5 separate regions of the Homo sapiens genome follow, and regions 2, 3, 4 and 5 are each linked to region 1. Evidence: chromatin loops called from intact Hi-C (ENCODE). Cell type or tissue: PC-9. All regions are shown on one strand. Each heading gives the region's core, and the rest is flanking DNA. Links, peaks and the distances in the headings are about the cores only.

Region 1 (5,000 bases), core at 1-5,000:
TAGGAATTGGACAAGCTCACTTACTGAGCTGGTCAGCCCACTTCCCAATGGGCGCTCTCAGAAGGAACCCTGTGAGATAGAAAGCAGGTCTCTCTGCCTTCAGGATACCTACATTCTAATCAGAGGCTGCCACACTAAACTTGCAGCCTCACCTCATTACAATTCAGTTCTTGTGCTTCTGAACTTTTACACCAGTATTTGGGGAACATTAGGAAGGGGAGACGAAATGTGGACAATGATTCCATTTTATTACATATGAAAAGGGCAGTGGAGCTGATGATTAATAACTACCGCATGCCTTGTGAGCTTGAACAGTCACCACTTTAATGTCAGAGACTTTATTTTCTGTTCCATAGAAAATGGTGGAAAAAGTAGCAAGAAAACAGCATGCATCTGTGGTTATATACTTATGCAATCAGATACTTAATTGCATTCTGTAAATTGCATGTATGTATGTAGGAAGCAATCATTTGTTTAACAACTCTTTGTGGTGTTTTCTTCTAATTTTCCTACAAATTAAATTTTAAACTTGATTTGGGGGTGATACCTAAAGTAAGTTGAACACGCTTTAAATGTCTTTTCTATATAATATTGACTGTCTTGGGAAAAGCACTTAATCACTGCATATGTACATATGTAGATGAGTCTAATTTCTCTTGAAAGAAGAAATTTAAATAAGCTAAGCTAGAGCTCCTATATTAAAACACCTAAAATTAAGCAAAGTATTTTCGAAATGAGTGTGAAAATCTCCTTTGGAAAGTTGACAGTGGGGAAGACATTTAGACCGTATCTCTGGTCCTCAAGTAAGAGGAAGCTCAAACATCAGGGGAGCAGAGGAGGTGTTTACATTTCTTCTTCCAGTTGAAGTTTCACAACTTTGGAAGCAAAAAAGAGAGGAGTGAACAGCTGGCTTTTACAGAGTATCGGAGAGCAGGGTTTCTGGACCAGGGCTCCCTACCCAGAGCAACGGGTTACTGGCAAAGGACAGCGAGAGGATCTACAAACGCTTGGGAAAACATGCTTAACAGGAAGCTCACTGACCTGATTGTGAGGATCAGAAACAGAAATTTGAGGGTGGAGGGGGAAAACTCTGTGAACTTACAGGACAGGGAACAAGACGTGCGCTAGAAAGAGAAGAATGATTGGGGAGGTGTTCCTTAGTGTTCAGCAGAAATAAGGAAGAGGGAAGAGCACGAGGCCAGGCCTCGGGGACCACCAGCCAACCCACAGACACAGAAACAAAGGGAGTTTGATTTTTTTTTTTAGACGGACTCTCGCTCTGTCGCCCAAGCTGGAGTGCAGTGGCACCATCTCAGCTCACTGCAACCTCCGCCTCCCCAGTTCAAGTGATTCTCCTACCTCAGCCCCCCAAGTAGCTGGGATTACAGGCACACAACACCACGCCCAGCTAATTTTTGTATTTTTAGTAGAGACGGGGTTTCACCATTTTGCCAGGCTGGTCTAGGATTCCTGACCTCAAGTGTTCCGCCTGCCTCGGCCTCTCCAAGTGTTGAGATTACAAGCGTGAGCCACCACCCTCAGCCCAGGAGCTTGATATATTAACACAAGACAGAACTATGATCTCACAGTGTCACTGAGGCAGGAACAAGGCCGATGACAGGAATACCACTAAGGGAGGCTATGCCTTGTTCAAACCATAGAAGTGGGGGGAGGGTATCACTGAACTGGATAATAACACTAGGTGTAGTTAGCTGTCCCTATATAGCAAGCATTGTGTTTATTGCCTTCTATTAGTTATTTCCTTTAATCCAACAAAGTAGAGTTCCATTTTTCAGATGAGGAAACTGAGGCTTGGAGAAGTAGGCTCCAAGCAGGCTTTCATCCTCTACACTAAACTGCCTCCAGAGAAAGTGCCCCAGAGCAGAACAAGCCTTGGAATGCTGTCGTACCCCTGGCCCATCCTGAGGGATGCTGCTGTACTTCCCTCACAGCGACCTGTGTGGAAGTCGAAGCCCAAAAGGCAGGCACAGCTGACATCCTGGCCAGGAGTACCCACTCCCATGCCAGGGCATAGTACATAATAGCCCTGTTTCACCTGCCTAGTGTCCACCCCTCACACCAGGAGTGATATATCCTGCATGCAGACCCACCAGCCGGAAGATGGAGGTAGCCAGGCACTCATGGGTGGGGACAAATGATGACAGGAAATAACCAAGGAAGTCATGAATGCCATGGTAACTACCTGGCGGGGGGTGAGAAACAAGGGCTTTCCAGCACAAGTCACAACTTGGGCACTTAGCACAGTGACCAAGAATCTGTCATCCAGGGTCCGAGACAAACCTCCCTCCGCTCAGTGTGCCTCCTTGGCTTCTCCACTGAGACGCCTCTACTGTAGGCCAAGAAAGTTGATCCTGAAAGCTCACCGCAGAAAGCAGCAAACTAAACCTCCTTCCTGCCTGGGCCCAGAGCCACCCAGGGCCCAGCAACCAGTTCTTATCTCTTCATCTGATTTGTCACACGTAAGTGTCATGGTTGAGCCATTGGTTTGTCTCCTCCATTATATTATGAGCCTCTTAAAGGCCAGAAGTGGTTTTTTATCCCTGAATCACCAACATGTAACTGCCCCCTAACAAAGCACTAAGTAATTGTTTACCAAATGACTCATGGATCTGACATTCTTCAAATGAAAACCCCCTAGGAAGGTTTTCTCCAATAGATTAGTCCTGCTTTCCTTTACACTTCACAATATACTTGTTTATTAGATTGTAAATTTCTCAAGGCCAGAAACTCACCTTAATCTATTCAATTGGTGCAAAAGTGATTGTTGTTTTTGCAACTACTTTTAATGGCAAGAACTGCAATTACTTCTGCACCAACCTAATATATCCAATGCTTGATCCATAACGGGCTCTCCATAAACAATAATATAATTTTTTTACCACCATGAAGCCCTCCAACCCTCCCCAAATGCTGTTAGGTTGGACCTCTCAATCCTATCCTTGTGTAATTCGCTTATGAAATGTAAATGTGGCATTTTTACATTTATTCCTATGAAGTTCCAACAGTACTTCACTTCAGTTTATGATTTTTTTAACCTTTTAATAATAATAATCAGTCACATTTTTGTCATTTGTATTTTCAACCAAGTCTTTAAGAACTATATTGAACAAGACACCTATGACTCACAAACCGCTCCTAGTATGAAGTTTTCACATGGGAGGTTTTCAATAACATTTTTAAGATAAAAGAGAAACCTACTAAAAGCAGACTATCTGATAAAATCTTGGCTTCCCCTGCTGACATGTGCAGACTTGAAGACAGAAGAAGTAATAAAGGGAACTCTTGCTACTCGGATGTTTTAAATCAGAATGTTGAAACCATAACCCCCTAGAGGTCACCCCTTTCTTGAGAGGTGCCAGGAGGAAAGTAAGAGGCTGAAGAGGGGTTGGCTGAAGGGCACTGGGGCCAGCAGGAAGTCAACCACTGCCCACCCACACCCCAGCTTCACCCCGAGCTACTCACTGCCATCTTGTATGTATTAGGGTTTTGCGTAAGGTTTTGTTTGGGAGAAACTGGTGCCCACAAAAAAGAAAATGGAAAATCAACCTCCCCATTTCACAGTTGCCCACCTCCTGCCGCATGTACCTTGCAAATGACGCTGTCAGCCAGACATCCCAGGGAGCTGCTTATTCATTTTCTTGTGGACAAGATGGGAAAATAGAGTGCAGTTAGGTTGGGTTCTTAGCAGACAATACACTGTGCTGAGATGATTAATGAATTGATTTCAACCTGGAGGGAGTTCCCTGGGTTGTGTCATAGAACTGTGTGAGATTTTTTCAGTGATTTGAAGGAAACATCAAAGGCATGTGTGCCAGATAAGTAGAAGATAAAAAGATGAGACGACTAAGATTAGAGAGTGTGAAAAAAAAAAAAAAAAACACACTCTTTTTAAAAAATGGCATTGGCCTAAGAATAGACCAAAAACAAAGGCATACCATGTAACAAGAATAAACACTAAGTGCCACTTTTAGATTTTCAAAAACAATTGCAAAAATACAAGATGAGGACATCTGACTTCAGCACTTTTTATTAGAAAGCCAGGAGGTTTATAATTAATAATAACTCCAGCTTTTTAAGTGTGCGCTCTGTGCCACTCAATCTGAGTTCAGAGTGGAGCATAAAAATAAAAGCTAAGGCAAGTTCTGTTTGCATTCATATAAATACAACATTCAAGGCAAGGAAACATCTGACCATAATCTGAACTGGCTGAAACACCAAGTGGGTTTACGGTTTCAATCCCGGATGACACACTGTAAGAGGGACCTTGAGAAACTGGGCCCTGTGCCAAGGAAAACAGAATTTTGAAGGCTCCATAAGCCACAATAGTGAAGAAGTGTTAAAGGAAATGGGGATATTCTGTTGAGGAAGAGCAATCTTGGGAGGAACGTGATAGATGTCTTTAAAAATTTGAAACATCCTATTAAAAGGGGATCCTATGTGTTTGGTGTAACAGCAGAAAGAGGAACTAGGATCAGGAGGGTGAAGTTTGAGGTAGCAGCCTTGTTTGGTCTTGAGCACCAAAAAATCATCTGACTAGCTTGAGCAAAAAGATACATTGGTTGGAAGAACATGAAGGAGTTCACCATTTCCTAGCTAGGCCGAGGAACCAGACTGGGGGTCCACAAGAAACAGAGGGCTCCAGAAAGCCTTGATATCAGGAACTTCTTGACCATCTTGCTTAGCACTGCCTCTACAATTAAAAGAATTCCAGCCATTGCCTTGGTGCTTGTGTCACCCTGCTCAAGATTCATGTCCTAGGAGCGTGAATTTCATTAGACATGCATAGGTCACACATCAGTCCCTTGACTGTCCCAGGGAAATGAGAAGAAGAGTCTGGCAGAAGGACCTTCAAGAGGTCCCTTTGACTTCCACAGGGGGAGGACACCTAGATTTATTTGTCAAACCCAGGCTGGCTCTAGTGGAAAGCAGTTTATTCCCCAAAAGAAAACTATGGTCCTCTTGGGAAGGGAGAATGGATT
Region 2 (6,468 bases), core at 816-5,815, 64 kb before region 1:
AGATGGAATTTGTGGTAGGGTGTTTTCAAGAAGTGGCCCTTGTAATTGCAAGTCATTATGGTTCAGAGCCCACATGCAATTTGACTTGAGCCCAAGAGGTGATTTTTATCTCTCAGGTCAAATTAATGTGGCATAGATCCACTTGGGAACATTGATTTCATAAACATAGACATTTTCATTTTTGCTAACGGCCTAGAAATGTTAACCTGCCTCTGAAGAGGTAACTTTTCGAAGGTGAGGATGAGGAGGGGGAAGAAAGGAAGGAGGAAAACCTTGCTTGCTTGCTTTCTCTCTTTGATCACTAAGCACGTAAAAGGATGGCAGAATGCCCGGCTTATGCTTCCTGCTTTTGCTGGCCTACACCCAAGGATCTGGGGTCTTCAGCAAGTCCTGAGGGCTGCAGTGCAGCTCTTCTGCTGCTGTTGCCTACAGTGGTTATCTGAGCATTTAACAACCAGGACAGCACAGGCGCCGAGGGACCAGGATGGGCACCGGCCAGGGCTCTGCACGCAGCATCCTGGAGGCCTGGCCTGGGCCAGGTGTCCCTGCAGAGAAAACTGGGTGATTGCAGTGACAGGGACCCCTGGAAAAGGCTGAGGACAACATCAAATTACCAACCCATGTGGACCTATTTCCATATTTTAACAACTGACAGGAGCATACAGGGCATACTGGCTGAATGTCAGCCTTGCCTGCCTGCAACCCACCTTAGTAACACATTTTCCAGTTTTTTAACTGGGCCCATGTAGAATAATCCAGGTATGGGCAGCCATGGGATCACCAGTGTACAGTAACAATGCAATGGCCAGCTATGTCTTGCTTAGGAATAAAAAGGGACACTGGTATTTATCTACCACTCATTTATGCACCAGACATGGTGCTCAGTTTTCATGATTATCTTACTTACTCCTCAAAATAATCCTATTGGATAAGTATTATCATACTTATATATGGAGAAAATGGATAAATATTATCACCTTCATATTATAGTTGGACCCGTATATCATAGATGGTCAAATTACTAACCCATATTCACACAACTAAAAATTGGTAGAACCAAAGTGTCTGTATGAGTCTGTCTGGCTATTTCTACTGTACTAGATGGGGTAGTGGTTGAGCATAGGCCCTGAAGCCACACTGCCTGGATTTCGAGATTATCTCTGCCACTTAGCTAACTATGTGAACTTAGGCAAGTTACTCAACATCTCTATGCCTCAGTCTCCATATATATATAATGTATATATATAAAAATATATATACATATAAATATATATGTATATATAAAATATATATAAATATAAATATATATGTATATATAAAATATATATAAATATATATATAATATATACATATATATTTTTTATAAATATATATATAATATATACATATATTTTTATATATATACATATATATTTATATATGTATATATACACACACACACACACATATATATATATTTTGAGACCAAGTCTCGCTCTGTCACCCAGGCTAGAGTGCAGTGGTACAATCTCAGCTCACTGCAACCTCTGTCTCCCGAGTTCAAGTGATTCTTCTGCCTCAACCTCCTGAGTCGCTGGGATTACAGGCACACACCACCACGCCCAGCTAAGTTTTATATTTTTAGTAGAAATGGGGTTTCACCATGTTGGTCAGGCTGGTCTCGAACTCCTGACCTCGTGATCTGCCTGCCTCAGCCTCCCAAAGTGCTGGGATTACAGGCATGAGCCACCGTGCCTGGCCCCATTCCTGTATTTAAAATGGGAATAAGAGTATTTTCCTCAAAGTTTTGTCGGAGGATTAAATACATTGTGAAGTCCTTGGAACAGTCCTGGCATATAGTAATCATTCAATAAATGTTAGACTTTTCTTGTCCTTGCATCTCTCAGGATGGCCACCCAAGCCCAGCCCATTTATGGCCGGGATCTCTCCAAGTCAATGGATCTCCAATCTCCTTGTTAATGTCACCTCCTTTCTGCTCGCAAGCCAAATATTGGACATCTAAGAAAATCAATTATTCAGCTTTCACTGTAGCCTTAAATACATAATTTTAAGACAGTATTGGGCTCTTTTGTGACCTGGTAACTAAGTTCTTACTTTTATTTTGTTTAATGACTTACTTATCACCCAGACAATGTCTCTAATACTAAGAGAGAGAGGAGAACAGTCAGAGGGGTGACCTAGGACTATGGGGACATGACTGGGGCAGAGCACTGGCTCATGAGATTTTTTTGGAACTGAACGTTTTAACAGACTTTGTTACTATTTAGGTATGGTGAGACCAACAGATCGAGAGACAATCGCCATTAAAAAGATAGTTTGTTACTCACAGTTCCCAAGGGGAGGAGGGCACAGCACCATGAGGGCCACATGGGGATGAACCAGGGACCATCAGGAGGCAGAGGGAGCAGAGAAACTACAGGCAAGAGCCTCGGCTGTGGTTTCTGTGGGAAGGAACAGGAAAGACGGGGTAAGCTACTTAGCATCGGATGGCTTGAATTATTTCAGTGGGCTCTGGGAAGAGGGTCTGTCCCTAGTTGTCTAGCACCTGGGCCAGGGGGGATTAGGGCAGATGGGTAATGACTCAGAGTATGAGAGCCCAGCAAAGAAGGTGGTTGGGGTGTGGACTCTAGGTTGGTTGGTTTGTATTTGAAAATTGTGCCCTTGGGCGGGTTGTTTACTATCCCTACGAATTGGCTAACCCTGAAAGGGGCAGTCCCTCCAGGGGACACAAGGCTCCGGATGTCAAAGCATCAGAATAGAGAAAATAAAAGCCACGGTTCACACACTGAAGCACAGGGCACTACTGGGGTCCTATGGGAGAGGAAGGGGAGACTCCAGAAAGGCACGTGCACGTGAATGACCCCAGCTCCATAGAAGCACCTGAGTGGGTCTCTCCGCCTGACTCCTGTCCTCCTCCCCTCCCTTTTCACCCCCATCTCCAATGAGAGGACTCCATGAACTCGCATTTCCAGCTATCAGCCCTCCCTCCCCCATTGTCTGTCTCTTGCTACGCCTGCTCACCTCTTCCTATCTTCTCCACAAACACCTGATTGTCAAGTCTCCAGGCTCTTCTGGTTGAGCCCTAGAAAACCTTGCTTTTCCATCCTCGCTTCCCCAGAACGCAGCAACTCTGTCATACTTAAACCCTTTCCACCAGCTTATACAAACAGGCCTTTTACAGAATACCCACTGGCAGCAAAGACATATACAAAGCCACAATGGGGTATATTCATCAGTCAAATATGAACTTCTGGGTGTGGGCTTACATCTCAATGGGCTTTGTAAAAATGAGTGATCTGTGCCCTCCTAAAAGGGCAGGGCCAGGGCAGATTTCTGAAGCTGACCAGGCTCAGCTTTCGGGAAAATTGCCTAAATGCTTTCTGAGTATAGCTGAGCATCACTGAGTCATCTCTGTGCCACTCCAGCATGGTCAGAAGTGCCGGGGGACACCGAGAGGGCAGTCGCAGCTGCCCAGAGGGGCCATTTGTACTCCTCCCTTCATGTGCTGGCAAGCTGTGTGTGAACCACTTACTAAGTCACCTGGGGGAAGAACAGTGATTTAGGGTATGGGTGACAAGCAGGTTCCATAGATTGTGAGCCGGTAGGAGGTCTGTCTACTAGAAGCCAGTTATACATGGGTGACTAAAGTGCAGTCAAGCTCCCCTCCCACTGACACTTCACAAGCCAACACAAAGCCCTACGTCTAAAGCCATCAGCTTTCCCAACTGAAGGTACCATTCCAAAGTTCTGTTTTAGGATTGGGGAAGTTTCTGGGAAGTTCCTTCAGCAAGAAGCTTTAATTCTAGTAAGTCAAAGTATACAGAAATGAGATAAACATGAGTGTAATTACATAATTGTTTTCTCATTGAGAAACCTTCCCATGTGAGATATTTCAAACCACTTTGGACAAGGCAAAATTTCCTTCTATGATTTTTTTTAAAGACCTGATACAAAAAGACCTATTAGAGAAATGGTACAAGAATTGGCCTTTGAAATTCTGTTGTTTTTAATAGTTTTATTTCAGCATATATACACAATATTTTATTTTAAATTTTATAATAAAACATGCATTTAAACACATCTGCAGTAAAAAAGCCAAAACTGTCAGCAGTTATTACACAATTCAGACTTTTAGAATTGATTTTTTTCTCCTGTTTCTCTCAGAGTATTTGTAAAATATGAAGTCCAAGTGCCTGAGCTTTTCTGAACATTACCACATAATTTCTCCTTCTCCTGAACACATTAATTTCCCCTCTGTGCCCTCTGCCCACGCCATTTAACCTGCCGGGAAAGACCCCTCCCCTGCCTGCGTCAACCTCCGACTCAACCCCTTGGTCAAGCCCTACATCTCTGACCCTCGCAGCCTGAAGTAACGGCTATCCCCTTCCAATGCAGAGCAATTACTGCTGATGGGATGGCCTTGGCAATTAGCCCAGGATCCCCATGAAATAGCTCTTCCATTGCTCTCTATTAAAATGTCACTCAAACACTTTACTGGCGTTTGGTTTTCCCCTGAGTTACATCTTATCTCCCCAACTGGACTGCACTATTACTTTACTATTTTTTGTGTGTCCCTCGGAAAGCCCAGCAGAGTCACCCTAGGAGGTGACGTCATTACCGTGAGGTCTTGTTTTTGTCCTTTTACCCTTTACCATTTTCTGAGTCCACGTACAGTTTCATTAAATGCTAGATGTTTGACTTCTTTCTGGTAACCTGAAACTCTCAGTTCTGTTGGTTTTGGAACCTGGAAGACATGTCAACTGTGCTGCCCACAACTTTCTTTAAAATGGGCAGATTAGAAGATTTGAGTAAACAAGTTCTTTCCTATTAATGACTTCTGAAGACATACAGACTTGTATGTTATGTCTTCATCAGTTTTACCTCTCAAATAGGTGGGACTTATATTTCCACATCCGGTCGTCATCAAGCTTTCTCGTGCAGCCGGGGAAAGCGAAACACTTCCATAGCTGTGATCCAGTGACAGCAAGTGGGATGCTGTTGAGCTGCTGAGGCTGAATTACCCCTATCCATTTCATATCCAGAAACATTAGAGGGCTCAGCTAACTGCGCTAATTTGAAATATACCAGGGAGACCCAATCTGTGAAAAGGTGAGAAAGATTTTTATTTTATTGCCAGAGTTGAAACCAGACCTGAGTGGTACTTAAAATTTCAGTTACATGAGGAGACGGGTTTCTTTACACTTGATGAGGGCTCTTACAGCTCTGAGTTGGAATAGGTTCAGCAAAGGAGATCCATGAGCCATATGTTGGTGGCCTCTACTCATTATGAAAAATGCATGCTTCTGCAGCTTAAAAGCAAACAAACAAGCTTAAATCCCCACTCTCCTGGTTTTCATATGTGGGGACAGTGCCGCAGTGAGTGTCCTGAGAACAAACACTACAAGCCTCTCTCAACCAGCAAGCAGTGCCATATACAATTGCAAGAGTTGCCTGTAAGGATGTTGAGAATTTCTCTAGGTTTCCTGTTCCCAACCTGGTGAGTCCTTCATCCTAGAAGAACCAAGGACAGCCTCTTTGCTCTGTTTGGAGAAGCCTCAAGAAGTCTCAGTGGCCAGCAGTCAAGTTTCAAATGCCACCATTGCAGATGGGGGCCTTGGGGTTAGAGCACCACTCCTGGACACAAACACACATTTATGTCCAACCCTGGACCAGGAGAAATCGCAGAACCAGCATCCCAGGCCTGACCCTCACAAGGCCTGGCCTGGAGCCTGCCTCGGACAGAGGACCCAAGCCACTCTGAATCTCTCCACAGCCATGTCTCTTAGTCAGCCCGGCTGCTATAATGAAATGCCAGACGCTGGGTGATTTAAACAACAGATACTTGTTTTTGCATCATTTAGAGGCCATAAGTCTGAGATAAAAGTGCCAGCAGATTCAGTTCTTCATGAGGGCACTCCTCCTGGCTTACAGATGGATGGCCACCTTCCTGACATGTCCCAATATGGTCTAGAGAAAGAGAAAGGAAGAAAGAACAAGAGTACATGCTTTGATCTCTCTAACTCTTCTTATAAGTGCTCTAATCAATCCCTTCTTAGGGCCTTCCCCTCCTGACCTCATCTAAACCTAAAGACTCCACTTCCAAAGGCCATCATATCGGGGGTTAGGGCTTCAATATATGAATTTTGGAGGGAAACATTCAGTCCATAACAGCATGTGAACTAAGTAACATGATGAGAATGGGTCAGTTCACAGTGGACCATAAAGCTGAAGGGTCGTGAGGCAGAATCGGGCCTGGAAAAGCCAAGTCCAGAACAAGCTGCACTTGAGCCGGGGACAGGAGACAGGGAGCAGAACTGAAATCAATGAATAGAGATTGGAAGCCACTTTTGCTGTGAGGCAAGAAAAAAGCCGTACTCCAAATCAGGTTAAGGGAAGAGCATAAGAATACATTTCCACAACTGTGACTGCTGAAGTCCCCAGGACCTCCTGAAATCAGTAATCTCCTTC
Region 3 (6,468 bases), core at 723-5,722, 150 kb before region 1:
TGGGCGCTTCTTCTTGCTGCTGCCACCATGTGAAGAAGGACATGTTTGCTTCCCCTTCTGCCATTATTGTAAGTTTCCTGAGGCCTCTCCAACCATGCTGAACAGTGAATCAATCAAACCTCTTTCCTTTATTAATTATCCAGTCTTGGGTATGTCTTAATATTAGCAGTGTGAAAACAGACTAATACAGATCCTATTTCCAAAAATGCTCACATTCTGAGATACTTGGTTAAGACTTTCATATATGAATTTGTGGGGGACACACAATTCAGCCCATAACACCCAGACTATAGCAGAAAAGTTAGGGCAGAGGAACTGAATTCCTACTAGGAGAGAAGCAAGCCTCAAAGTGCAGATTCCTATAGTTGCATTGGGGCTCTGGAGCAGTGATCTGGTCCATTCCCTCATTTTACAGACAAGGAAAACCAAGGTCCAAAGAGGAGACACAAATATGTCACATGCTAACTTTGCCCATTGAGGGTTCCCTTAACTTTTGAAGCAGCTACCAAATTAAAACTTTAAAAAGATGATATAGCCAAAGCCCATCTACAGACCTAGGATCCAGAATGAAAGTGATGAGGCACTTTCAGCCACACCCACTGCCACCTGCTGTACTGGAGCAGCCTCACCATAGGGCTCTCCTGGGAGCCGGGGCTTTGGAACTCGCCTTTCCACAGAGGGAGGGGAGGCCCTATTGGTTTTCAGTCACTGAAGTCCTCAGAGACAAATCCCAAATAAATATTTTATTTTTAATTTTTCTGTCTGCTCAAAAGACACAGAGAGGTTCTTGTTCCTTGGTAAACAGACTTGGAGCATGTTTGCCCATCTCAGATTACAGAGTTTTATTTCTCTTAAAGGCAAAATGAAGATTCTTGTCCTACTTCCTGTAACGAGTTTCAGATGGACCCACCTCCAAAAATATAGTCAAAATGCAGTTCATAAAACTAGGGGAAGTCAAGTACAGACATGTCCCAGGAAAGCAGAACCAGAGGAGAAGCAGACCCCGGGCACTCGCAGGACTATTTGACTCACTGGAGAATTCCCTTCTGCCAGGGCAGGCTTGGCTCACTGCTCCAAGCACTGCAGATTCCCAAGGAACACCCAGGCCCACAGATGTTCATGGGTCACAGAATTGTGAACTGACCACTTGTGCATTTTGGATTTCAACTTGTAAACATGGGGATTCCCTTTTTACAAAAAGAAAAAGGAGAGGATGAAAAATCACCATGCAAAGGAAAGTTGAGAGCTAAGTTTTTCCTTTTGGAATCTTGGCATGCGCATTTAGCTATCTTCAATCTGGCTTTCACCAGACGCTGTGTGCTTTGAGCAGGGGTGGAGCAGTCTGCCCTGTGCCGCTCTGCCAGAACATTCAGACTTGACCTGTCACAGGCCTCTTATTCCAGTCAGGAGCAGACACGGCCCAGGAGATGGGCCCTGCCAGACACAGCAGGCTGCCTTTGAGGTGCAACCAGAGAGGCAGTAAAAACCTGGGAGGAGAGCATTTGACTGACTAGGCTGGGGGCTGCCCACCAGTCAAGTCCCCGAGTTCAAGTCCCAGCTGTTCTGTTTCACTGGGCATCAGTGTAAATCATTTGACCTCCATCGGTCTGAAATCGACTCAGCTGGAAAACATTAGAAAGAAAATAAAACATCTACTGAAAACCAAGAGCTGCTTCTGGGATGAACCATTTCCCACCCTTGACCCCTAAATGCTAAAAGACTGAGCCACAACACTTCCTAAGCTGATGAAAGGTTTGTTCTCACCACAGAACACTGTATCCCCAGCAAGAGGGCATAGAATTACATATAGTCATTCCAGGTTGCCTGAAGCCCCCGTTCCTTCATGTCTGCAAGTGGCATTGCCCAGTATGCTGTGAGTCGATGGACAGCAGCATTTCTGAAATGTGAATTGAGCTCCCAGGAGTAGGCACATCCTCCTGGGCATGAGATAGAGCAAATGCAGCAAGGACCTGTCCTGAAGAAGCATCGGTCCCTTCCTCCTGGCCTGGTTTCCACTGTTCTGTTTACTGTGCCATTATCCAAGATAAACCAGTCTGTGGAATTCCACTTTTCTCAAGCATTCTTTGGGACGAGTTTGTCTAGCTGCAAGTTAGAAGATTCAGCTCTAATTCACAGCTTGTACTAAATACAGGCTTCCTCTAACTTATTTAAACTACTGTGTGTATCTGTGATCCCATGACTAATGGTAATAATGAGCCTAAAACATCCATGTGAATTAATACAGGTTGTGCACAAAGAAAAGTGTTAGTAAAAATTGGAAACCTGGCAGGACGGGGGTACTAAACTTCTTGGAGGGTCATTTCTCATTCTCAGAAGTAGTGTTACTGCTGTGATGTGGGAAAAATCTGGCAATGATTTTGTGGGCTGGTGATGTTTCCAGCATGGTTGATTCCCCATAGGACTGCCATGTTGAAAAACTTTAATGTGTTGTATTACTAATCTTTCAAATGCAGAAGAGAGTTAAGACACTGACCACAAACTTCCTTATAGTCACCTTAAGTTTTGCACATATCAAATTTACTATTTGCTTTTTCTCCTTTTGGCACACTTTCCTGTATGGTGTCCATCTTTGGAAACTAGTGAAATTCTAGTCCAATGTGTATTCTCAAAGGATAATTCATGAACCAAGTGTGTGAGATAGGCATGAAAAAAAATCGTGTTAAATAATTTTGGAAGTGCTGCAGTTCATAGTGTGGTGTTACACAGTATGGTAGTATATTCAGAGTATACTAAGGACTCATGCATACTGAAGCATTTTTAAAAATTAATTGATCTTTTGTTGAATTTCAAATTTCTCAAAAGTATTTGCCATGAAACCCTTATTTGCATAAGACCCATTGATATCCTGTGGAACTAGTGTTCTGGAGACTACACTTTGAGAAACAATGCTTTAATGCAAATTATTGGATTACATTTTTCCTCATTGGAAGACTTGTTTTCCTCTTGCTGTGGTTCAATTTTGGTCCGTGCATCGTGCTTGAAGAAAATATATTTGCATCAGATGACGAACATGTTGATAAAAAGAAGATGGGGACAAATAACATTTTTAGAAAATAACAAGGAATCATCTTTCAGTTTTGCTTATTCTCCTAATTACATTCCTCTATCTCGGGAAAAAGTAGAAACTCTTTTCAAGGTAAAATTTTTTATACTTTTCAATATTATTTGGGTACCTTGAATTAATTCATGACTCCCATGAGGATCAGTGCTTAAATCCAACCAAATAAAGGACATCTGTCCCCCTTTCTTCCTTGGGCTACAGTTGCTTGTGCAGTGGAAAGGAAAGCTATGATGAAACAGAAATCGCAGGTGTTTCAAGTAAGGTTGGTGATGGGGATGAGATTGCTCAGCTCCGGAGCTCTCAGCTACTACACACTGGGGCACCTGTGTTGTTCAGTGCACTAGGGGGCGCCGTATCCATAACAATTTACTCAAGAAATCACAAGTTCTTTCCAAACCTCCTTTCTCTCTCTCACTTGCTCATTTTCCTTTATTGCTTTAAAGCAGTATGGCCCAGAAGAAACTCATGGTTGGTGCATTTACCTGGTACATTTACCAGTGTACATACACACTGTTGATCAATAAGTTATTAGCGTTCCCAGGTCTTCTGGCCTGATTTAAGTTTTGTTGCTATTATTTTTAGATTAGCGTTGTATTTTTAAAATCAGTCTTTATCAGATCATCTTTCCTGAGTTTGTTGTATAACTAAAACATGATGACAATTCTGGTTCAGTAATCAAGAGGTGACCCATGTGATGACTGTCCCAGATAACCTTCAGGCAATACCATAATTGCCACAATACAGATAAGTAGAAAGTGTGTTTAATGCAAAAAACAAGGATATAGGAAGATGTCAAGAAAGAGGCATTGCCCCGTTATCAAGGCCGGCCACACTAGAAAAGGATTCAGGTAACTTTCAGTTTAAATTATTTTCATCTACAAAAATTTATTGGCACACATAGGGGCTACATGGGAGGTCAGTAAAGACCTCAGTAAGGAGAAGACCTCATGTGGGATTTGAGCTAGAGCAGCGGAATTTGCAGATAATAGCAAGGCAGATCATAAGCACAAATATCACTCGGCCCTTGCAGCAGATTTGCAAGAAAGAGGCATTGTCATCCCTATGTGTATAACGGGAAACAAAGCCTCCATGAAGTTAAACAATGAGCCCGTGACAGCACAGTAAGGAGCAAAACCAGGATGCACACTCAAATGTAACATGCTCTTGCTTCTTTTTATTGCTTGTAGGAGGCAAGATAAGATTGAGCCAGATTGCTAAAAATTTTGGAAGAAATTTTTATTTACTATAAGGGCAATGAGGAAGCTTTGGGCATTTCAGAACACAAAAGTGACATGAGGAAATCATTTTCCTTCTTCTAAATTAATTAGCACCCTGTGTATCTCCCCCAGCCCTGCCTACTTCTTTGCAGATCTCTAATCTCTGTGTAGATGGTTATATGGATTAGGAAACTAAGGCTCAAAGAGGCAAATTGATTTTCAAGAGGTCACATAGTGGGTATAGTTGATTCTAGAACCTTCTGGCTGCTTATCTAGCACTCTTTTGTCTACATTATGCTGCCATAGCCAATGTATAGAAAATCATTTTCATCATTCATTGAATATGTTTATCACATAATAACTTCAGGGTTCCTCGGTGAACAGCATTTGGACTCTTGGTCTGAGAGTTTGATTAAACATAATAGAGACAACTACTGTTCATTTGGGGCAGTTTTGAAGGCTCTAATTCCAGACACAAACCTGAAATGAGAAGACCCTACCAAACTAAAACCTGTGTCTTACCTGATTTGATCTTTACTACATTCTACCTACGCCTTTTTGCACAAATCTGAATTTCAAGGATGTAAAGAGAAAAAAGGGCAGTGTGGTTAGATTTAGACATAAACTTGGTTGAATACAAATTAAAAATGTCCCCTTTTCCCACTCCCTGTAAATCAGTATCCAACTCTTGGGTGCAGGATATTGAGTGGGGAAGGGGAGGAGTGGGGCAGAAGGAAAAGAAGTCAGGAATCCAGGCTTCCCAGTCTCTCTGCCACTTACCTCCCTAAAGACTCCTCTTCATTTCATCTCTGGATTTCCAGGTACTTAACCCCTGTGATGGTCAGGTGAGATAGGAGAGGTTCCTGTTTCAGTTATAACTTGCACTGGGGCTGTTGTCAGCAAATCCAGGCCTCTAGCTATTTTCCAGACTGGTCAGAACACTAACCTGAAACCCAGAAGTAACTGCCAGGGCAGAGGTAAGTCACTGGTGGCTTCTGCCTCTACATAGAGCCTTGGATCCCCCAAACACTCTTAGATCCTGGGAGTACTGATGTTTGCCTTTTCTATCTGCCCTCTTTTCTTGGCTTCTCCTTTCTTTCTTTTTAAAATAGCATAAATGAAAAATACAATTCAAAATTAAAATGAGTTTATTACTTCAAATATATCTTTGTGCTCCAGTGAATTGACAGGATTTATTTATGCTATCAAAGTAAATCAAATGAATTTGATTTTGGGGGTGGAGATGAACTTTAAACATAGGCAAAATGAAAGAAATCACAAAGAAAAAAATACTAGAATCTCTGAGTTTCAAATAAAAAAGAACTCAGTTAAAAAGTAAACAAATGAGGGGAAACATTTGTAGCAGACATGGCAGATAAAAGACTGAAACTGCTAATCTTAAGGAACTTACATAAATCAATAAAACGAATAAAATGTGCAAATGACACATTCATTCTCAGACCTTAGCTATTTCAAAAGCTAAGAAACAAGAAAAGTGTTCATCCTCATTAGTAATCAAAGAAGTTTGAACAGAAGCAATGTGGCATCACTGGAGATGCTTTGGGGCAAACATATTTAGGTATGTGAATGCCTGAGATGAGGAGAGAGGTTAGTGAAGTACTCACTCTCGCTCTGCTGATGATGGGAGTAAAATTGATACATTTCTGAAAAGTAATTTGGTAATTCAGATAAAAACCTACAATAAACACTGAGATTCTAACTATTTTGAAAGCCCTACCCCGAATACTTATTTCGTAGCTATAGCATCAAATCCAAAATCTAGAATCATCTAAAGATATTAGTCATGTAATATCAAATTACTCAAAGTCGTAGTCTAAAATGCTTTGATAACAATATCTCTCAACCTTCAAGAAACGTGAACATAGCTTTTACTTGAATTAGAATATGTAGGTTATAGTACATTGCCTAAAGAAAAAAATTTAGTCTAAATTTAGTCTAAATGAGACTAAAAAAAAATTTAATCTCATTATCTTATAGTCACTCTAGATGTAAACCTCAAAACTCTTTCCTTCTGATTGTGCCACCATAACCAGCCTCCAAAGGTGGAAATGATTTCATCATCACCAGCTTAGCACACTATCCTGGACAGGCCATTTCTAAGCCCATTAGAAACATACACTTGCCAAAGGCAGATATAATTTTCCACAC
Region 4 (6,468 bases), core at 753-5,752, 200 kb after region 1:
TCGGAAGCTACAGAGAGGCCCCATGGCTCTCACACCCAGCCTCCAAACTGCTCAGTTGCTCTATTATCCCTCCCAGGGGCTCAATACAGCTCAGCAGTCACAGCAACTCCACTCTCCCTGCAGCCGCTGAGCCCCCCACGTCTTTCAGATATCTCCATAGCCTGATCATGGCCTAAACTGTATTCTGCCTGGCAGTAGGAAGAAAGGGCTTCATAAGGGCACAGGATAGCATTGGCTGGATGGCTATTCCTAGGAGTGTTCTGGATCCAGAGCAAGCTGTAAGAGCAGCCGTGATGTCTGAGAAGAAGAGAGTTTTGGGCAAGCCATTTACCCCTGCCCGCCTTCGTGTTCTCATCTTAAACCCCACTTTCTGATTGGCTGCAAGGATGAAATGGTAATATATGGAAGTCACCAGCACAGTGACTGTGATGGGGGAGCACTCAAACAGCAGCAGGGAGGGAGTTGGCTCTGGGGTCCTCCCTCCCCATCCTCCCTAATGCAAACAAGCCTCGGCCTCACTGCTCATTACCATTATCACACGTTTGCTAAGAAACCCTCTTCCGGATTTTCCATCATCCTCACTCTTCTTGTCAGGATCCAGAAAGCTGTAAATAGGGCTTCAGTGACATCTATAGGAGTCTCATTCTTTTAAAAATTCAAAGCATGTAATGGCTAATGGTAGCATTTATAAAATCTGAGTAGTAGACGCATAGGTATATGTTATGACATTTTCTGCACTTTTATATGTTTAAAAACTTTTTTAAAGAAAGTTTGGGGGGCAAAAAGAATTTACATAATCCAGAGGGAATTTCACAGGAGAACTCACGGTGGGGACAAAGCCACGGGCAGGTGAGAGCAGAACGACCAGGAGGTTTGGTGAGAAAGTGGACGGGGGGGCATCGGGGGTGTTGCCCGCGACTGGTGAGGGTGGCCACGTGGATGGCTGTGGCATTCGTGGATTTAGAGAACACAGAGAGCAGTGGGTACATGGGAGCAGCGCGATGCCAGGGGGACATCCAGTAGAGCCGTTGGGGGCAGCGGGCCCCTGAGGTGTGTTCCCAGGGAGAGGCAGCCACCTGTCAATGATGGTTCAAGCACAGAGTAAAATGGCCAATGGGAGAGGGCGAGACAAGAAGAGCCGCGCCGGCACTCACAGCCAGGCAGAGCTGGAGAAAGCGCTGGAAAAGGGAGAATTGGAAGCATCGCTACATCAAAACAGCCGAATTTTGAAAAAGCAAACAGAGGAAAACGTTCACAACAGATAAAACAGACAAAAGACTGCTGTTCTGAATAGGTATAGTGTTCTTACCGTGAATAAATTAAAAACACCAAGATTCTGATCACCAAGTAGGTAAAATACTTGAATAGATGATTCACCAAAGAGGAATTAAACGTGTTAACAATCCTACGGGGAAAAAAAGTTAAACAAATGGACTTGAAGCTTTTCACCTGTCATGTTGCTGGTGTGGTGCTGATGACAGTGGTTTGGGGGATTGTTTTAATGGTCTTGCTGGTGAAGAAGTGATGACTTGCATTGCTGGTGATGGTGATGGTATACAATTGCACGGCTTTCAAGAAAGCAGCTTGGGAACAGGCATCAGAGGCCTTAAAATATCACATAATTTGCTTGCATCTAACTGGGTCAATTTATGCCAAAGGTATTTTTATTTATAATAGCAAAAAAAAAGAGACATAATGTGCAATAAGTTTAGTCTCTCCACTGGGGAAAATGTAGTTCCCACAGATCATCCTTACAGAGTTTATAATAAGACGAGGAAATGCTCATGTTATTATAAAGAGACAGAGTTTCACTCTTTTGCCCAGGCTGGAGTGAAGTGGCACGATCTAGGCTCACTGCAACCTCCGCCCCCCACCAGGTTCAAGTGATTCTCCTGCCTCAGCCTCCCAAGTACCTGGGATTATAGGCCCCCACCACCATGCCTGTCTAATTTTTGTATTTTTAGTAGAGAGGGGTTTTGCCATGTTGCCCAGGCTGGTCTCGAACTCCTGACCTCAAGTGATCCACCCGCCTCGGCCTCCCAAAGTGCTGGATTACAGGGGTGAGCCACCACGCCCGGCCATAATATTATTTTTAAAAACAGAATTTTTTTGGTCAGTGCTAAAGGAGAAAATTAACTGGTTTATCCCATATGCAAAGATGAAAGAGAAAAATGTAATGATCTCAATAGATGTAGATAAAGCATTCAGGGAATTCAAAGATTATTCACACACAAAAAAATACAACAATAACAGACTGTGAAGAAAAAAGAACCCATTCATAATAACAATAGTGGTAGAAATCTACATGGTACTCAGAAATAATTTTAATAAAATATGCACCCATACATTTGTAAAGAAAATTACAAATCATTATTAAAAGAAATAAAACATTAATGCAAACATGGCAGGGTGTTAAAATTCAAGTCAGGCAGCCACCTTGGGAGGCGAAGGCAGGAGGATCACTTGAGCTCAGGAGTTTGAGACAGGCCTGGGCAACATGGCCAAAAATACAAAAAAATTAGCCAGGTGTGGCGGTGCGCACCTGTGGTCCCAGCTACTCAGAAGGCTGAGCAGGAGAATCACTTGAACCTGGAAAACAGAGGCTGCAGTGAGCCAAGATCATGCCACAGCACTCCAGCCTGGGCAACAAAGTAAGACTCCATCTCAAAAACAAAAAAAAAAAAAATCAGGCATTTGTTACAATAGTCATATATACACATAATTTTATGTATGTTCAAAATAGTTTATTATGAATTTTAAATGAAAACATATTTAATTTGCCTTAGCTGTTACATCTTCCATCACAAAGAGCTGTAACTGCCAGGGTGCAAGTGCACGTGTTTTTTCCTGTGTTTTATCATCCTCATCCTCAGCTGTTCACTGGTTACTGGCCTGGGGCTCCGAGCTGCTAGGCTTGTGGGAACCCCATGACAGGGGAGAGAGCCAGTGGCAGTTCCACCGGGAGCGGGGTCAGATTTGTCGCCAACCCAGGTCAATGCTTGTTGTGCTACAACGGCGCCACCTAATGGTTGGTGCTGGTTCTGACATGCGTCCCTGGGTCTGAAGGGACACCAGCAGCTGTGTTGGGCAGCCTGTTTCTAGCCACTCTGTGTAAAGAGAATAAAGGATTCAGGACTGGTGCGGATTACCGTTGATCAGCTCCTTTCTCAGCTGAAGCAGACCAGCGCCTTCCCCTCCAGAGAATTTCGACTGTGCTTTTCCCCTCTGCCTTCCAGAAGTTAAGGGAGTGGAGTCCTATGTTCTGGAGGGCTCCCTCCTGGCATCCTTGCCAACACTATCGCAATGTTGGAAGCTCTTTAAAAATCATGCCTCAAACCCACATTTGAAGTGAGATTTGAGGGGGAGAACTATTTCTGTAGTCGGATAGGAAAAAACCGCATGGAATGGGAACATACTTTATCCATTTCAAAGCGAGTTGGTCAGTGATGCTATATAAATGTGTTGGGGTGGTTTTTAGAAATCACGGAATGTTAGGGCTGGACAAGACCTTAGAGATATGTTACTAATTCCCCACAAGGCATTTGAATGTCGAAATGTCCAAGAATGTACGTGTGAAACTAAGAACAAAATTGACCCAATAATACTATATACTAAAATTACTAAATTTTACTAAATATACTAAAATACTAAATACTAGTATTTCTAGCATTACACACACGTGTTCCCACACCATGCGATGAGGCGTACCTTTCTCCTTCCACGTCGCTTATCAGTTCTCCACATCTGCACAACAACAGACCACTAACGAAGCTGACTGCTTACTTGTATTGACAGGGAAATCATCAACAGCCTGAGTACTTTGTGCTTCAAAATTACTGAAAAGCAGGCCAGGCACAGTGGCTCCAACCTGTTATCCCAGCACTTTGGGAGGCCGAGGTGGGAGGATCACCTGAGGTCAGGAGTTCGAGACCAGCCTGGGCAACATGGCGAAACCTCTTCTCTACTAAAAATACAAAGATTAGCCAGGCGTGGTGGCACATGCTTGTAATCCCAGATACTCGGGAGGCTGAGGCAGGAGAATCACTTGAACCTGGAAGACAGAGGTTGCAGTGAGCCAAGATGACGCCACTGCACTCCAGCCTGGGCGACAGAGTGAGACTCTGTCTCAAAATAAAATAAAACAAGATAAATAATAAAATAATAAACATTAGAATAAATTACTGAAAATCTGTATCTTCATGGAGCAACAGTTGTGTCGCAGAGGCTGCAGAGCATCCCCTAGTCACTTCCTTCAATTAGTTTTATGATGTACTTGGATAACAATGTCATGATAATTGCCAGCATTTTGTGCAGTAATTCTGTCAAGCACTGCACTTGGGGCTGTATTTACAGTAGCTCGTTTAGTCTTCTTGATGATCCAATATGCCAGATATTCTTTGCACCCTTTTTACTGATGAAAAAATTGAGGTTCAGAGAAGCTAAGATGCTTTCCTAAGGACACACAGCAGGTGGTAGGAGGTAGAGCTGAGATCAGCAGCTAGGCTGCCTGAGGCCAAGGCGGGCTTAGCCACAAAGCAGCAGGTAGCAAAGAAGCTCTGTCCCATCACTGCTCACAGGTGTAATGGAGAGATCCCTGGATTGGTCCCTGTCCTTCATAGTTGGAACCCAATACTTATCAGCTGAAGGATCTCAGACAAGTCACCCTGTGAGCCTCAGTTTATCCATAAAATAGGACTTATAATCTACCTCACAGCACCATGAATTAATATGAAAAGTACATAATACAGTACATGGAAATTTGCTTGATGAATGCCAACATGCCACACAAATGTAAGTTGTCTGTATTACAATATATTTCCCTCCTAGTTTTAGTTAACCATTTTTGGAAGCTTGTTTTTTGCAATGACTATCCTTACTCAGCAAAGCTTCTGAAATGTTCCTTATTTACGATCTTATGAAATGTTTGTGTGCACACTGTGTGATCATCTAGCAAGTCAGTCATTCTTGGCTACTATTTAAAAGTCAAAAAATAAAAGATGCTGGCAATGTTGCAGAGAAAAGAGAACACTCATAACAATGTTGGTGGGAATGTAAATTATTCAGCCCCTGTGGAAAGCAGTTTGGAGATTTCTCAAAGAACTAAAAATACAACTACCATTCACCCCAGCAATCCCATTCCTGGGTATGTACCCAAAGGAAAATACATTGTTCTACCAAAAAGACACCTGCACTCGCATGTTTATTGCAGCACTGTCCACAACAGCAAAGCCATGGACTCCACCTAGGTGCCCATCAGTGGAGGACTGGATAAAGAAAATGGGGCTTCCCTTTGCAGCAACATGGATGCAGCTGCAGACCATTATCCTAAGTTAATTATCACAGAAACAGAAAACCACTTACAAGTGGGAGTGAAACCATAGGTATACATAGACGTAAAGATGTAAACAACAGACCGGGCGCGGTAGCTCAGGCCTGTAATCCCAGCACTTTGGGAAGCCGAGGTAGGAGGATGGCTTCAGGCCAGGAGTTTGAGACCAGCCTGGGCAACATAGTGAAACCCTGTTCCTACAAAAAATAAAAATAAAAAATGCAGCTCATGCCTGTAATCCTAGCACTTTGGGAGGCTGAGGCGGGCGGATCGCCTGAGGTCAGGAGTTCGAGACCAGCCTGACCAACATGGAGAAACCCCACCTCTACTAAAAATACAAAATTAGCCGGGCGTGGTGGCACATGCCTGTAATCCCAGCTACTTGGGAGGCTGAGGCAGGAGAATCACTTGAATCCGGGAGGCAGAGGTTGTAGCGAGCCAAGATTGCACCATTGCACTCCAGCCTGGGCAACAAGAGTGAAACTCTCTCTCAAAAAAAAAAATGTCATTCTTAACTCATTTTTACCAAATATAATGTTAAAAAAAGAAAAAGATGTGTACTGACTCTCAATTTTATGAGCCATTTTGAATGGGTGCCATGATGTGGAGCTAGATTAAGATGGGGGAATTAATGGAAAAGATTTGGGTGTTTATTTCATATTTTTCCCATTAACATTCAATAGTCTTTTTTGGTAAACTTCTAAGAAAAAATAATTAAGTAGATCCATTAATGAATAAAATGATGATATTGGTCCACTAAGAGGATGTGAGTGTGGAAAGTGAGGTGTGATGAAACTGACAGATGAAATATCTGGCAGATGAAATAATAGATATAATTTTTGTAACTGATATAGTGTAAAATAAAAGCAAGACATGTATTCTTGTGTGATTTTTGTTTTTTTGTTTTTTGTTTGTTTTGAGATGGAGTCTCACTCTGTTGCCAAGGCTGGAGGGCAGTGGTGCAATCTCGGCTCACTGCAACCTCCACCTCCCAGGTTCAAGTGATTCTCCTGCCTCAGCCTCCTGAGTAGCTGAGACTACAGCTGCCACCATGCCTGGCTAATTTTTTGTTGTTGTTGTTGTATTTTTGGTAGAGACGGGGTTTCACTATGTTGGCCAGGCTGGTCTCGAACTCCTGA
Region 5 (5,000 bases), core at 1-5,000, 100 kb after region 1:
TGGAAAATTTTTTAAATGCCACAAGTTTTTTCTGTTGTAACTGATTATTAGCTCCAATAATATTTCCTTATTGATAATTTATATCTTTCTAGCACTTCGTTTTATTTACCCCCATTGCAAGATTGCCATGTGTATTATAATTATCTGTTTACTTTTCAGTTTCTCCCACTAAATGTCAGTTTTTATAGCATGAGTACAATACCTTGGCGCTTGAGCGCTCAGTAAATATTTGTGAATGAATGGACACAGACTACTAGAGTTTAGAGCTAGTAAACTTGATTGTTTTCGAAAGTAAATGAGCTTTTGGGATTCTGGAGTACAGGTTGTGGTTGAATGTCTTTCTGATGCTTCCAAACAAGCATTCTAGCCCTAGAGATTGCACCCATACATAGCAGCGTCACCAACCCAAGATTAGTGAGGCGTACATTTTGCCTCTTTTTTCTCTTTTCCCTAGTGGTAATGGATTTCTGCAAATTCGTCTAAACTTTGGCCCAGATTTCTTGTGTTGAATGGAGTACACATTGCAAATAGTAGGCTAGGTTTAGAGTTGAGTCCATAATAGCATGTCTCCTAGGAAATTTCTTGTGCACATTTTAAAAGAAAGGAATGTTAATCTGTCTGTCTTCTACGCAGTCCTTCTGCCCATTTTCAGGTAGATGGTAGATGTATAGGCCAAGTTTCTCTTCAGTATTTTTATATACCTTTCCACTTTTGAGCTTTACAAGACAAAAATACCCTTAGCCCTTACTATTCCAATGCAGATTTAAATATTAGGAGATTGGGTATTTTTAAAACCATATATTCTTTTATTTCCAGATCCATAGTGTGTGTGTGTGTGTGTGTGTGTGTGTGTGTGTGTGTCTATGTGTCTGTGTGTACAGATACATATATTGTGTTAGTCCATGGCAAATTAGTAAAGTTTGTAAAAAGAATGTCTTTCTCTGGTATTGTTGACACCAACATAGTAAGAATGTTTAAGTGCTTTGCATTAAGCATCTCAGGGAATAAGGAAAGGGAGCTGTATAAAATAATTCTTTGTCTAGTAGGACAAACTGTGTAGTTAACTGAGTCTCGTATAGAGGTGCCTGCCTCACATGATTATTGGGAGCATTAGATGAGTTTATGCATTATAAGTCATTTGACCTAGTGCCTAGCACTTAGTAAATGTAAGCTATTAATAGAAAATTTATTGCTATAAAATTATAAAAATAATAAACTTTAAACTTTATAATCATTTTTGTTATAACTCTTCACTTGGCTTTCTTGATACCATTCTTCCCAACATTTTCTCTGCCTGATTTTTCTGACTTATTCTAAATTCTTCATCCTCAGGTCTCCTCTCTCTTACCTTTTTTTCATTATTCCCTGTGTCAGTGTCAGCACCTTCTGCTGAAACTCACTACAGCGTATCTCTACAAAATCTCTTGCCTTTCTTAGGGAGGAAAGTGACACGATTCAGCCAGTTTTTAGGAAGCTAGCCAAGTTTGTTACCACTGTGAAATACAGTTTAGAAAGGCTTAGCCAGGCATAAGGCCTGTAATACTAGAGTCTTGAGAGGTTGAGGCAAGAGGATTGCTGAAGCCAGGAGTTTGAGACCAGCCTGGGCAACATAGCAAGACCCCATCTCTAATAAAAATAAAAAACTAACTCGGCAGGTAAAGTGCACCTGTAGTCCTGCCTACTCAAGAGGCTGAGTTGAGAGGATCACTTGAGCCCAGGAGTTCGAGGCTGCATATCTATGATTACATGACAGCACTCCAGCCTGGAAAATAGAGCAAGACCTTGTCTCTTAAAAAAAAAAAAAAGAAAACCTTAAGAGTAGAACAAGCAGTCAAACAAGAGGTCATGGTGTTAGGTGATTGCCCAGATAACACATACTTGAACAAGGACATTGTGGTGGAAAAGAGAAATTTTTGTGAAAGTAATCAGTGAAACTTTGCCATTGATTATATGTGGAGAGGAAAAGAATTGAGAACTCTGAGGTTTCTAGCTTCAGAAGCATGTCATTTATAATTAACAGAGAAATACATTAGTGAGTAGGAGGCAGTGAGTTGAGTTTTGGACAAGGTGACTTTAGGTTGCCAGCATGGTATTGTCAGGCTATTAGTTTACTTGTTCCAGTCCCACCCCTCCCTTCCGCCTCCCTCCTTCCCTCACTCGCTCACTGAATTCCATTGCTATTAGTCTAAGAACTTCCCTTTAGGAAAAGTAATTTTTTTTAGTCACAGTCAGCAGTAGAGCTTGAAATTTGTGGAGACCAATTCCCCATTTCCTACCCACATTCTCATTATCCTCTTTTGGTCCGTTTCCCCAGGGAAAAAGGTGAAGATTATTTAGAATAATATCTACTACCATCATTACTACCACCCCACCCCACCTCACCTCCAGGAAATTGGTAGAAAAGTTTATATATAGATATGTATGTATGTATGTATTATATATATAAAAAATATATGTGTGTATATATAACATATATATAATATTTACATACATATATTTGAGACAGGGTATTACTCTGTCACCCAGGCTGGAGGGCAGTGGTACAATCATAGCTCACTGCAGCCTTAACTTCCTGGGCTCAGCCTTAACCTCCCACCTTAGCCTCCCAAGTACCTGGGACTACAGACACCAGCCACCATGCCTGGCTAATACTTTTTTTCTAACTTTTTGTAGAGGCAGGGTTTTGCTGTATTGCACAGGCTAGTCTCAAACTCCTTGGCTCAAGTGATCCTCTTGCTTTGGTCTCCCAAAGTGCTGCGATTACAGGTATGAGCCACTATACCTGACCTAGTTTTTTATTTTTACATCAAATAAATGAAGCAACTTGGCAGGGCTCTTTGAAGAAAAATACAATTTTATGAAGTGTTTGTGATTAAAATATTAATAAGCAGAGTAACACCTCATTCATCTAGTATTCTTAGGTAGTAAGTACATAAAATGATTGAAACTTACTCCTGAATCTATTTTAGAGATTTTATAGAGATTTTACAATATATTATGTATATTGTGTGTAGATAAATATAGATATTCATACCTCCAAATCTATTTCTTTATAATGTTTCACATACTTTGCTGCTTTCTGAAATAGTAACACCTCCTCCCCTCCCCCACTTTTACCCTGCATACTAAACCTTTTCTGGAAGATAGAAATAAACATTTTGTTTCAGAGCTTCAGAATGAGTCAGGAACCCCGGGTTCTAGTCCAGGGCCTGGCACTAAGTTGCTATATGAGAACTGAATCATAGATTCTAGAACAGTGCCTGGCACGTAGTAGTGCTTAACCAATATGTTTGGAATGAATCATTGTCTTGTGCTGACTTTAGTGCTCCTTCCTTGATTTATTACTTGGAATTCATTGCTGCCTAGTAAATAAGCTTCTGGGTTCTTAATTAAATAGGAGTATCTAGGTTCTGATAGAGGTGAACTATAAGCCTAATTTATGTCTGTTTTAACTCCTTAGTGGAACTTTTGGCTTATCTTGATGTATTTTCTGGTACTCGAAGTTGCCAAACAGATGATCTTCTGTGCTTGATTTATTGGGGGCACTTGCTGAGTACTTTATATGTGCCTATATTATGTATATGCAGTGTTCTATGTGTAAGCACATAGCACATGTCTCCGGGGATCTTATAACTTAGATGAAGAGACACAGAAGTAGACTGTAAGAGAATAATTAAATGTTGATTCATAAAGCATTGACCTACAGCTACATTAGTAGTTGTAGGAAAAGATCCATGTGGGCTGAAGCAGGATAAAAAGAATTCAAGTAGAAGGTGAAATTGGAATTGGTTTTGAAGAGGTAGTTAAGATTTTGATAAGCCTCAAGGTGAAGACATAACATTCTAAGCAAGGGCAGTAGTGTAGTAAGCAAAGAAAGGAAAGTGTGGGTTGAACATGTTCAGACAGGCCTGCCCAGATTCCTAAGGGTGTGGGGACTGCTGGGAAATAGAAGCAGGTGAATTTAATAGAGTAGTTTTAATCTGCAAGACCCTGAAGGGATCCAGGGATACAATTTAGAGGGCTGCATGCATTTAGATAAAAAAAAAAAAGTGACATCTTTATATTTTTATGAACTTTGAACTGAAATTTAGCATTTACTTTTAATAAGATTTTAAGCGGCAGACTACAGTAATATTAGCAGTACGTATATCTTTTATTACTAATAGAAAAAGCACAGATATTTTCAGATTACAGCTGTTGATATCTCTATAATTTATGCATATTACTACTTCAGAATTATGGTTTTTATTAGACTCCCACTAGATTTTATTGTATTATTACTAAAGAAGCATATGTATGAATATATCACATACAAGGTTTTTAAAAACACTTGATAACTGTTTCGGTATAATTGGTTTTCTTAGTAATGTATATTTTATGCATTTAAAACCATATTTTCAAAAACAACTATATTTTAGTAAAACTGGCTTTCTTTATAATCCTAGATATTGTATTTTATGCATTTAAAACCACTCTGAGGGGGACTCTGTAGCTTTCTCCAGACTGCCAGAGGGATTCATGACCCCCGATCTAGTGGAACCAAACTGGAGAAGGCATTGAAAAACCACACTGAGGGGTTTTAGCTGAAGTGATAAGCAGGAAAGGAGCCTTGCCAATTTTGTTCATTTGTTTGTTTTGTTTCAGTTACAGAATAGATGTGTTAACATAGAAAATTTCAAAGTTTCAACCAGTTTAGAAAAAAGGGTCAAACTCTTCTTAGCTCACAATTGTAGATAAACTGTTTAAAAAAATAACAGAAACTCATCTTGTAACACCACAGTCACTATCCTTCCTCTTTTATTATTTATCTGTTTCAGTTTATTAAATTCCTCTGCAATTGAGTGAAATATTTAAAGTGGTTATATAGGAAACTTTCTTAATCTCTTATACTATACTTACACAGAGGGTGGGAAGACTGGCAGGGAGCTAAGCAGTGGGTCTGGTCATTTATATGTTTGATGATAGGGATAGGGTGGTAAGCAGTTAGAGATAGAGTAAAA

What was found. Hi-C counts contacts between places; a loop is a spot of excess contacts. Peaks named below come from ENCODE experiments on the same cell type or tissue, not always from the same donor. Only the 100,000 strongest peaks of a DNase experiment are listed, where the experiment ranks them.
Region 2: it touches region 1 in a loop (7-fold over the local background); 3 of 110 quality-filtered maps call a loop at or near these places.
Region 3: it touches region 1 in a loop (8-fold over the local background); 7 of 110 quality-filtered maps call a loop at or near these places.
Region 4: it touches region 1 in a loop (2.8-fold over the local background); 3 of 110 quality-filtered maps call a loop at or near these places.
Region 5: it touches region 1 in a loop (11-fold over the local background); 3 of 110 quality-filtered maps call a loop at or near these places.

Annotation. Positions count from the first base shown.
Region 1 is chr6:149,230,983-149,235,982 of GRCh38, forward strand. It overlaps a transcript of TAB2 not described here. Among named protein-coding and RNA genes, the nearest start is that of TAB2-AS1, 24 kb to the right of the region's middle. In PC-9, for the core only: no CTCF peak of the experiment used is centred there; DNase peaks (open chromatin) are centred at 2,549, 3,239 and 4,269; H3K4me3 peaks cover 404 bases; H3K27ac peaks cover 3,725 bases.
Region 2 is chr6:149,166,598-149,173,065 of GRCh38, forward strand. No RefSeq gene overlaps it. Among named protein-coding and RNA genes, the nearest start is that of TAB2-AS1, 88 kb to the right of the region's middle. In PC-9, for the core only: no CTCF peak of the experiment used is centred there; DNase peaks (open chromatin) are centred at 2,664 and 3,474; H3K27ac peaks cover 2,660 bases.
Region 3 is chr6:149,079,018-149,085,485 of GRCh38, forward strand. No RefSeq gene overlaps it. Among named protein-coding and RNA genes, the nearest start is that of UST-AS2, 50 kb to the left of the region's middle. RefSeq lists an enhancer at 956-1,075. In PC-9, for the core only: CTCF peaks have their summits at 3,421 (motif pointing right) and 3,620; a DNase peak (open chromatin) is centred at 3,434.
Region 4 is chr6:149,429,155-149,435,622 of GRCh38, forward strand. No RefSeq gene overlaps it. Among named protein-coding and RNA genes, the nearest start is that of SUMO4, 32 kb to the left of the region's middle. RefSeq lists a silencer at 2,821-3,107. In PC-9, for the core only: CTCF peaks have their summits at 3,033 (motif pointing left) and 3,233; a DNase peak (open chromatin) is centred at 3,017.
Region 5 is chr6:149,332,886-149,337,885 of GRCh38, forward strand. The region is part of intron 1 of TAB2 (TGF-beta activated kinase 1 (MAP3K7) binding protein 2); the gene reads left to right. Among named protein-coding and RNA genes, the nearest start is that of TAB2, 18 kb to the left of the region's middle. RefSeq lists an enhancer at 3,828-3,977. In PC-9, for the core only: no CTCF peak of the experiment used is centred there; a DNase peak (open chromatin) is centred at 2,146; H3K27ac peaks cover 3,799 bases.